Regions from separate parts of the Mus musculus genome. Here region 1 is linked to region 2. The links are chromatin loops, found by intact Hi-C in ENCODE. Cell type or tissue: heart. All regions are shown on one strand. Each heading gives the region's core, and the rest is flanking DNA. Links, peaks and the distances in the headings are about the cores only. Region 1 holds the start of Gm39393 (a long non-coding RNA gene). Region 2 holds the start of Dusp3 (dual specificity phosphatase 3 (vaccinia virus phosphatase VH1-related)).

What was found. A loop is a pair of places that touch in the nucleus more often than their neighbours do. Peaks named below come from ENCODE experiments on the same cell type or tissue, not always from the same donor. Only the 100,000 strongest peaks of a DNase experiment are listed, where the experiment ranks them.
Region 1: it touches region 2 in a loop (4-fold over the local background); 11 of 42 quality-filtered maps call a loop at or near these places.

Annotation. Positions count from the first base shown.
Region 1 is chr11:102,051,341-102,056,711 of GRCm38, forward strand. Cd300lg (CD300 molecule like family member G) reads left to right here. Exons shown (of 7, transcript NM_027987.3): 6 at 2,131-2,250; 7 at 2,754-4,277. The coding sequence ends at 2,873. Gm39393 (a long non-coding RNA gene) reads right to left here and starts at 2,162. Exons shown (of 2, transcript XR_880224.3): 1 at 295-2,162. In heart, for the core only: a CTCF peak has its summit at 2,696 (motif pointing left); DNase peaks (open chromatin) are centred at 391, 851, 2,071, 2,751 and 1 weaker place; H3K4me3 peaks cover 345 bases; H3K27ac peaks cover 1,600 bases.
Region 2 is chr11:101,983,223-101,988,524 of GRCm38, forward strand. It overlaps Dusp3 (dual specificity phosphatase 3 (vaccinia virus phosphatase VH1-related)), which reads right to left and starts at 1,569. Exons shown (of 3, transcript NM_028207.3): 1 at 1,390-1,569. The coding sequence starts at 1,514. Cfap97d1 (CFAP97 domain containing 1) reads left to right here and starts at 3,834. Exons shown (of 6, transcript NM_029287.1): 1 at 3,834-4,015; 2 at 4,725-4,795; 3 at 5,224-5,302. The coding sequence starts at 3,892. In heart, for the core only: CTCF peaks have their summits at 1,527 and 2,987; DNase peaks (open chromatin) are centred at 499, 1,009, 1,649 and 2,969; H3K4me3 peaks cover 1,797 bases; H3K27ac peaks cover 1,692 bases; H3K27me3 peaks cover 395 bases.

The sequences.
Region 1 (5,371 bases), core at 90-5,089, 68 kb after region 2:
ATTTCTTGATCCTTATAGCTCAGAATATTGTTTCTGATCCTCCAGTGGTCCTGAGAATATGCTGGCTTAGCTGATCAAGGACCCAGTTATCAGTGCCCCACCCCCACCCCCGGAGCGTGGGGGAATAGGGGAGACAGTACAGAGATCCCTGTGCCCATCTTCCTGGGGAACCAAGCTTCCCAAAACTATCCTTCGCTGACCTCCAAAGGAAGAAAGGAATTTCCCAGGTTCTTGAAACAAAAATCCCACCTTGCTTTGCCTGACGCCCTACCCCAGATCCTCTCAGCTACTTACCGGGGGCAGACATTCCCACTCTTACTTCCACAAACATGGAGTCCGGAAAGTGGGGTGGCTATCATCTTCTTTCCTGGCGCCAGTAAGGACAAAAGGCTCCCAGCCAAACCCCCAAGGGGAGGGCCTGGTGGGAACAGGCTCTTCCTTGATTTAGGAAGCAGCTGGGTTTGGTTTTTTTTTTTTGTTGTTTTTTTGTTTTTTTTTTTGTCTCAGGAAGTGGGACAAGGTCAACAGTGGCTAAGGGGAGTGAGGGAAAAGTCATGGGGCCTGCTACCAGAGGCCACCTTTAGAGCTCAGTCCTCTGGCTGTATGTTGGGAAAGAGGCTCATCAGGAAAGGGCTGGGGTTCAGGAAGGGCTGCTTCCAACCTGGGGTACCTGGGCTCCCCCTGCAGAGGTAGGTAGGGACAAGAAAGAGCCCAGGGCAGTGAGCAGAGGGTCACTGAGTAACAGCTCCATTCCGAGGAAGGCTAGAAATGGATTCCAAATTGGTCAGAGGCCACAGCCACCAGAACATAGCCAGCTGAGGATGTGTGCTTTGTTTGCTCTATCTCCCATTTGGCTCTCTGGAGTCTTTGGCAGAGGCTGGGGAAAGAATAGGGGGTGGGGACTGGGGATTTTCTTCGCAAACATTCGCATCAAAGAAGGAAGAGGAGGACACTTGTCCTGTGAGAGAGCCAAAGGCACTAGGCATGCATAGTGGCCCGCACCTGACATCCAGCACTCGGGAGACTGAGGAGGGAGGCCTGCCACTCAAGGCAAGCCTGGGGTGCTCATGACAGAGACAGAGGCAGTGGAGGGTGGTACATGCTTGATTCCTTGTCCTTTCTATCAGAGCTGGCAGTATTACTTCCTCCATTTTATAGACACAGCAGCAGAGACACAAAGATAGAATTCTAAGCCCACAAGCAACCCAGCCTGAGAAAGTCAGAACTAGACCACTCTCCAGGGTCTGTGAGGCTGGCTGCCATAGCCCACATTGAAGTGCGAGGGCTGGAACACTCAGGTCGTATGTGCTGCCCAAAGCCGATCTCCCCAGACTCCAGAAAAAGAACCAGCCTTTATCCCTAAGTACGGGGTAGCCACAGACCAACTGCCTCCTGTGCTGTTTGTATTTGGGGAATCTTTGAGGCCCGTGAAAAAGAGCAGACAGCCCGGTGTTCTCTCTGGTTGCAAGCAAAAGAAATAACGTGAGTAAAACAAACCATCCCAGGAGCTCCTGTTCACTGGACGGGGAGATGCTGCCTAGAGACTAGAGACTGGATGTAGCTCACTCGGGTAGCGTGCTTGCCAAGTGTGCTTGTACAAAGCCAGTCAGCGTAAACTGGGTGTGTTGGTGCCCAATCTGTAACACCAACACTCAGCAAAGTAGGGACGTGAGACTCGGAAGTAAGTTCAAAGCCATCTTCAGCTACGTGAGTTCTGAAAGCCACACTAGGATTCCAGAGACCCAGTCTCGGAAGACAAAGCCAGGTATGGTGACGTGTGCCTTTAATCCCAATATCCAAGAAGTTCGTGGATCTGTGTGAATTCAAGGCCAGCCTAGTCTATCTAGCCAGTTCCAAGTCAGTTGGGGTTATGTACTGAGGCTTTGCCTTTAAAAATAATGTTATCTGGAAAATATGACCCTGAGGGGGGGAGAAAAAAAACACGTATTCTCATTTTATGGCTGAGAAAATGGAGCGCCTGAGAGTTTGCAGCTTGCCAGGGGAACACCCGCATGCAGGATGTTGTGTGACCACAGAACCGTGACCTTTCTCTTGGATGTTCCAGACTTGACTCTAGACCATTTATCCTGCCAAGAATGGCCTGTTCTGAGTTCTGACCAAATCTTTCAGCTGCCAGGGAACGGCTGGACCACTGAAGACTCGACGATAGACCTTGCAGTGACTCCTGAATGTCTCAGAAACCTCAACCCTTCTGCTGTGCCCTCTCCTGAGACACAGAACCTCAGTCAGGTGTGTGCAGAAGGGCTCTGGAAGCCACGCCATCTGATACCTTTGAGATAGTGAGGACAAGTCGGGGAGGGCTCTTTCTTCACCCTCCTCTTCCCCAGAAGCTAACGTCCCACCCACATCAGGCCACCTAGCCTATCAAAGCCATACTCCTACGCCATTTTGCCAACCTCCAAATTTCACGTTTTCCCTTTCCATGTTCAGAAAACCCTTTAATTAGCTTACTAGGTGTCAGTTTAAACAGCTCTCAGCTGAGTCAGGCATTGTGACCCATGTTTGTAATCCCAATGTTTGGGAGTCTGTGGTCCAAGGGAGGAGCTGGGGGGGGGGGGGGGGTGGGAAGCCAGGCTACCTGGTGAGACCTTGTCTCAAAAAAGCTTACACCATATACAAATGAGATGGGGCTAGGGAGGCTCTGCAGCGCCCCCTGCTGATGACACTAGAAAAGCTTGCTAGACCTCCTCACCACCAGGCTCCACTTTTCAACCTCGATGTCATCTCTCCAGTCTACAGAGGAGGAAGAGGCAGCTCGTTCCCTGGACGACGACAAGGAGGACGTGATGGCACCCCCTCCCTTGCAGATGTCTGCGGAGGAACTGGCCTTCTCTGAGTTCATCTCTGTGTAATTGCAGAATGCCCCGTGGTCGGCCAGGGATTGTGAAGCTGAACAGCTGAGTTCTCATGAATTCTTGGGTTCTACTCACAGTCCACGGCTCTGTCCACCTTCCTTCCGGCTCTCTTTCATGCCCCAGATGGAGAAGTGTCTTGGTCCCTGAAGCCCGGATGGTACTTAACAAGTCCAGCCAGAGGCTGGAACCTCCCGCATATTCTAATCCCTGGGAAGAGTTAATGGGTGTGTGGGCCTTCATCGGGGCCTGGCCAGGCTCCATGGATAAAGGCTGAGTTTGTGTGCGTTCCAGGAAATTCCCTGGGCATGGATGCCCAGCAACAGTCCCACCTCCCATCCTCGGAAGATCCCACCTTCACCTCCCTCTAATTCTTCTGCATCAATTGCTATGGAGGAGACAACATATGTGTGTCTATGAAACACCTGCATCCTGGCCTCTTAGAAAATAATTAAAACAAAATTCTGCAGACCCATCAAGACTCACCAAACCATCTCTAGGGCAGGGCCTGGGACTCCACAGTTCTGACAAGTGACCCTGCCATTCCTACCCTTGGGTCTGATGAATCCTCAGCCCATTTTAGCTAGAATCTTCCTTCCTTCCTTCCTTCCTTCCTTCCTTCCTTCCTTCCTTTCCTTCCTTTCCTTCCTTTCCTTCCTTTCCTTACTTTCCTTCCTTTCTTCGTTCCTTCCTTCCTTCCCTGTGGGGTTTCCTATATGCTTCCTAGACCTAGATCATGACAGTACGGTCCCAGTAGGCACTTCCTGATGCCTCTCTGGTCAGGCACACTATGGTGACAGCCAGCCCAAGGCAGCCAGGGATCAGCTGTCTCTCCATCCTCCTTCCCCAAGGCCCTGTGTCCCTTGCTTTGGTAGGACACTGGAGGAAGTCTCGATATCATTCCTGTCCAGAGTGGTTACTCCTCCATGGGGTCTGGAGGCTGAGGGAGAGGAGGAGGAGGAGGATACCAGAGTGGGAAGGGGGGCGGGGAAACAGAAGACACTAGACTCTAGTTACTAGAGGAGAATACTAAATCCAGTACTGTTGAGTGAGGGAAAGATGGACTGGCTCAACTATTTTTTTTCCTTTTTCTATTTTGTTTTGAAAAGTAAGATGTTGGGAAGGGAGGTGTTCAGAATATAAAACAGAAATGTAGGGAGAATACAAAAGAAGTGCTGTTTCTAGGATCATATATAACCTCACCAAACCTTGTTGACGGCTCTGCCTGAGCTTGCAGGACCCCCCTCCTTTCCCCTCCCCTTCCAGTATTTGCAGATGCTCCGTTTACAGAGGGGTCCTCTCACCATGCACAGCCCACTACGCATCACACGCTGTCTCGTCATAAGCATCCCTCCGTGTTCTACGAACTTTGTACAATAAACTTTCTCAGCTGTGTAGTATTTCAGCATATGGGTGTGCCTCCGTTTACCAAACCAGTTCTCTCCGCCACTAGCTGCTTTAAATTAGCAGGGTGAGGGACTGGAGAGATGGCTCAGGGGTTAAGAGTGCTGAGTGATCTTCCAAAAGTCCTGAGTTCAATTCCCAGCAACCACATGGTGGCTCACAACCATCTCTACTGGGATCCAATGCCTCTTCTGGTGTGTCTGAAGACAGCGACATGTGCTCATATACATAAAATTTTAAAAATTAAAAAAGAGTAACAGGTAAAAGAGAATCCCCTGAATTGTAAAATGGCACAATTGCTATGTGTCACATTTTAAAATTATATTTTAAAAAGCTAATTTAAAACAAAGAAACAAACAAATAAAAACTAGTAACGAGAAAAGTCAGGTGTGTTGGCACATGCCTTTAATCCTAAAATGTAGAAGCAGGTGGATCTCTGTGAGTTCGAGGCCAGCCTGGTCTACAGAGTGAGCTCCAGGACAGCTGGGACTGTGTAAAGATTCTATCTCAAAAAAAAAAAAAAAAAAAAAAAAAAAAAAGAAAGAAAGAAAGAAAGAAAGAGAAAAAAGAAAAAAAGGGGGGGTAATAACTTATTTCAGATTATCTGTCTTTTATTTAGGAAAATACCTTGATACTGATTGGATGCTAAAAAGAAGTTCCATCCATCCCAAACATGGTGGGAGGGGGTGGGGATTAACCATGGCCAGCAAACCTGGTCACACATTCGCATCACTTAGGGAGCTTCTAAAACAAGGAGTGGCAGAGAGACCTGCTGCTTGCTGCCCACGAATCCCGAGCTCAGAGGAAGACTACATTTCCCAGCCTTCCATTCAGTATCCTGGGGCCGAGACTAGGTTTTGCTGTCCAGGTAGCCTTAGAGAATCCACAGTGCTAATGGTGGGGTGGGGTGTCACCATTCCCTCCTGAAGAACTCCAGGTGTGGAGGAGCGTGGATCCCCTGGACCCCATACACTCTTGGGCGGCGGTTTCTGTTCTGGGGATCAAAAGACTAACAATTTGGTGTCTTCTCCTGCTTTGGGGTGAGCACCTAGATCCCATGAGCAGTAGCACTGAGAGACTGTGGCGCTTGTACA
Region 2 (5,302 bases), core at 303-5,302:
TCAAGGTCAGATTTGCATAGAGGGCAAAGGATGTGTTCTCCAAGGCAGCCATCAGTCCTGACACTATGCCTAGGCAACCTACTGCAGATAAAACTCAACAACCTGTCCCCCAGCAAGCAGGCTCCTGAGACCGCCAAGCCCCCTGGCTTCTTGGATAGTTGAGGTAGGGAGGACTGGGAGAGGTTCCCTAAGACTATGCAGCGACTGAGCTGGAGGCTGACCCTGTGAGTCTGTTTAGCCACTTGCTCAGGAGCAAGAATGCACAGCCACGTTGACAGAATGCTGAAGAGCGCGTCCATATATCTCAGCTCTCTACCACCAATCCAACCGTCAGCAAATGCACCATGATGACCACCACCGTTCTGAAGAGTGAACACCATATGGTGTTTGACACATAGTAGGTGCTCCGTATGGAAATAAGCGATGCAGTACATGCAACCTGCCCCCAAGTGTCTGAGACTAATCATGTGAAACCCCTCTGGCTCTGCTGCAGGCTAGGCAGCAGGTCCTAGGTGCAGGACAGGAAACACACATGTAAGACATTGAAAGATCCTTACAGCCCCTCAGCCATCCCGGCCATCGCTTCCTAGTGTGCAAAAACAGAGCTTAGGACTTTAATAAATGGGGTCTTCACATTCATGAAAACCCAACGTGGATCTTCCTGCAATGTGGATCATGCCAACTTTTATCTTGGTGTTAATATTGGTTCTCTCCCACTGCTGAGAAATTCTTATTAATAACATGACTAAAGTTTTCTTTTTAAAATAAGAACACATACGAGCTCAATAATATACACATTTCCTAGTGGTGCAATTAGGAGGAATTTTCAGATGGCTCGGGTCTTTATCATTTTGTTTTTTTCCATCTAAGTCAAACTTTATCTGGAGAAGCCAGGAAAGCCTTGGCTCAGCTACTTCCTCTTCTAGGGTATTTTAGGGTATTTGGATTTCCTGACACGGACAGGAAAAGCTCCACACCCAGATTGTAACGTCATCCCGTTGCCATGGCAACGAAGGCAGACATTCCACGGTGACCTCACTGCAGAACTAGGCAGCTGTCACATGACGCGCGGCCAAGAGACAGCCCTGCCACCTGTTAAGAGAACGTGGTAGCCTTGACCCCGCCCAAGCCCAAGCCAGAGCTGGTAGAGGCTGAGGTCAGGCACTTTGGGGGTTGGGGGGCGTCTCTGGGCATGCGGAGTCCAGCTCCTCCGCTTCATGCGCGGGGAGTAGGCGTCGACTCCAGGCTGGTCCCCAGCACCCGCTCTTGCTCTCAGGTCGGCGACCGCGCCCAGGATCCACCCCCCCCCCATGGACCCCACTCCAGCCCCCAAGTAGTAGTCGGGGCCCGCTGGGAGCGGCTACGGGTTTGGCCCTCCCAGAGACTCACGCGTTGCCCACGTAGACCCTCGGGACGACCTCGTTGCAGGGCTGGCTCGGCAGGCTGTAGCAGCCGCTGCCATCCGAGAGCAGGTCGTTGAGATCTTGCACCGAGAGTTCGAACGAGCTGGACATGGCGGCGGCGGGGCGCTGCACGCCAGGGCAGGAGCGAACGAGGGGGAGAAGCCGGGTCAGCGGGGCGGGGCTGCCCAACCGGGAGCCGCCCCGTCCCGCCCCGGAGGCGGGCCCACTGGGTGCGGGAAGCTGCGGTCACGCTAGGCAGCGCAGAGGACACGCGCGACTGGCCAAGCGCCGCAGGACCCCGGGGCACGTTCCTGGCCGAGATGCCATCACTCCCGTGTCATCCGTACTCATTCACCCTGGCTAAGGCAGTGGAGCGCAGGCACTTCATTTACTGAACCCAATGCGGGACGCCTGGGTACACCTGGAGTCGCTCTTTCAGGATAATGGGTACCCCTGGGGTTTGCTGTGAACCCTTCTCGCTGCACACCAGCAGAGTGGGCATCCATTCATTCACCCCAAACACACACGTCAGAACACATCTTCCCAGCCCACGACTGCTGAACCAACAACCTGCCTACCCAGGAGATGGATCCTTACCCAAGGTTACAGGAAAGAGCCCTATTCTGGAACACTTCTTTTAATGTTTGATGTGAATCAGCATTGAACTTTTTAAAGGCTGAAGGTATAGGTCGCCAGGTTTGGCATCTGACCCTGGGGGACTACTTTAACCTTAGCCTGTGTGCTGGCGACTAAAAGGGAGGAAAGCAGTTTGAACAGCTATAATTTTGTGAGACCCGAAGTGTCTACGAATCTGTAACTTTTGAGTGTAAACACAATATAAATGGAGAATTCTCACACCTGACCTGTGACAGTCAAAACACAGGCACACTAAAAATTACTGTACAAAACTGTATTCAGGATATATTTATATGTGACGCATTAATGGATTTCATGTTTAGACTTGGATCCACTCACTACATATAGTATATATATTATATCGTAAAGTCTCAAACATTTCTGTCCCAAGCACTTCAGTAAAGAATATGCAACATCTAACTCCTAAGAATTGCTGGAGGGCTGGCAAGATGGCTCAGAGGGTTAAGAGCACTGACTGCTCTTCCGAAGGTCCTGGGTTCAAATCCCAGCAACCACATGGTGGCTCACAACCACCCGTAATGAGATCTGACGCCCTCTTCTGGTGCGTCTGAAGACAGCTATAGTGTACTTATGTATAATAATAAATCTTTGGGCCAGAGCGAGTGGAGTTGACCTAAGTGAGCGGGTCATCTGTACAGCTATAGTGTACTCACATACTTAAAGTAAATAAATCTTTTTTTTAAAAATTTGCTGGAAAGATTCCAGAAACATTCAAGGGGTTGCGGAGGTTCCTGGGCTGGCAAGGTGCCCAGCATGCACAAAAACCTTAGTTCAGTTCCCAGCGCGGAACATACAGGCGTAGCGGTTGCAGAAGCAATTGACAGATGTTGAGCACTCACTGGGGGCCTGCGCCCTGGGCTGTGGGCTCTGGGCTAGTGTGGGGGTAAATCTTCCTCCACAGGTTCCTTTACAGCTGTTCCTGGGGTAGCTGCCATCTCACTGTGAGCCACATGGTGTCAGTAGCGAGTTTCCACTGAGAGCAAAGAGCACAAAAAGCGTCTCTCCAGTTGCCAGGGAAAATGGCCCGGTCCCTAACGCCAAAGGGGCAAATACAGTCTCCCCAGTGTGTCTCCTATTAAGATTTGTTTTCTTTATGGTTTTGTTTGTTTTACTTCATACTTTCGTTTTTTGAGGTCGGGTCTCATGTAGCCCAGGCTGGCTTTGCAGTATATAACCAAGGATAACTTTGAATTCCATCTGCCTGCTTCCATTTCCCAAGTGCTGGTATTGCGAGCCTGTGGCACTGCTCTGGGTTACACTAACTACACTTTTGAGTGTTTCGCTTTCCCAGAAAAACTTATGGTTTCAGACCTTCAGGGAAACCTCGCAGGGAACTGTGACTTCTTAGCTCATAGCTCAAACGGCAGAATGAGAGTTAGAGTCCCACCCCAACCTCCCTTTGTGAGCCTCTGCCTGTGCCAGGCAGGGAAGGGATATCATGCCTTTCTTTTCTCCTCCAGCCTTGGAAACATCTACTTCCCAGGCACGTGAGGAACTTCAAAGCCCCCTTTCCTTCCTCCTGACATGGTCCTGACTTATCACAGAATCACCATTGCTTTAGGAGAGAAGAGAAGAGCCACTTACCTTGACCGAATCATAACACAGAGAATATAAATACCGGATTGTCCCGCACCCCATCACCATATATAAATTTTAGAAAACTTTTAGAAAGTGCCCAGAGACAACTAAACATGCTCATCTCCTCTTCCTCCGCTGAGACTTGTCCCTGATGTCATAACTGGGTAACTATGACACCTTGTCATGGGGAGAGCTAAGTGCCTCACAGAGAAGCCAAGGTGTCTCATTTCTGAAGCTAGACTAGGAGGAGAAAATGAACAATTCCTTGGATTATTTGGCCTACCCTGTAATCGTTTCTAATCACAGGCAAAGCACAACCTTTAGGAAGAAACTGGACTTTGGCCACTACATATTGCACAAAAATAGAGTACAAATAGGTAAGTGGGCAGCTGGCGCTGGCCTTTGTCACCATTTGGAGTTCTAGAAGCCTCCATCAAAAAGGGTATTAAGAGGAAACTACGCAAACCCTAGCTGTGGGGTGACGTGGGACACAATGGTCGGCGGCAGGCTTTTGTCTTCTGCCTGAGCATTCGTGTGCTGGAAAGAATTCAAATTTTAAAAACTCTTTAGTGCCAAAGTTAGAAAATAAGAGCTCAGTGCCCAATAGACTCTCTAGGAATGTTACGAAGTGGATGGGGAAAAGATGCCATCGGATTGAAGGGAAGTTTGTCCTTATGGATTTTGAGAGAGGGGCTCACGTAGTCCAGGGGGGCCAGGAGCTGGCTGAGGGTCAAAGATGACCTTGAACTCCTAGCCCTCTGTCAGCTACTACCGCTGGAGTTGCTGAATTATGGTCTGCACATCACCACTTGATTTAGGCAGTGCTGGGCACCAAACCCAGGGTCTCTGGTGCGGTGAGCTGGCATTCTACCGGCCCTGTCCATCTTGATAGATTATCAGCCCTTTGTCTTCTCTGTCCGAGTCCTCCAGAGATGGCAGGAGGGAAACATTAAACCTAGTTGAAGTTGCTAGGCTAGATCTCTGTCAAAATTCAAGTGCGGGATGCTCAGTGGTTGGGGTCGGGTTGCCTGGTGGGTTTCTAAAGCTGCCAGGACCCTACCATGTAACAATGTTTTTCCCCTCTAGTGAAGCCTGCCGTCGATACCAAACCTCCAATGGCACACACACATTACATTTTAAAATTGAGCAAAATCCAGGTATTCTTGCCACCCGTGGCTGTATTTTATTGATTCTCCCTCTCCCCCCAACCCCCATTTTTCGAGACAGGGTTTCTCCGTGTAGCCCTGGCAGTCCTGGAACTCACTCTGTCGACCAGGCTGGCCTCTAACTCAGAAATCCACCTGCCTCTGCCTCCCAAGTGCTGGGATTAAAGGCGTGTGCTACCACTGCCCAGCTTTTAACTTTGTCCTTAAGAGACACTCATTTCCCCAGAGCCTTCTAAATACCCACCAACCTAAAGATTCATTAACATTCCTCCCCCATAGTCACTCCTTAAGCTCTGTCTGGGCTCCACCAGGCCTCTCAACAATGCCCCCTTTCCCTCAAAGTCCCAGAGGAGGGTATTGCATGTCACTATGTGGAGGCAGCATGGGAGTGATGTCACTGTGGTGGGGTTTCTTGCCAGGGTGAACAAAAGAGAATCGACAAAATTGAATATGAAAATAGACAATTGTGTCAGAAAATTGCGAATGCCTATCGAGGCC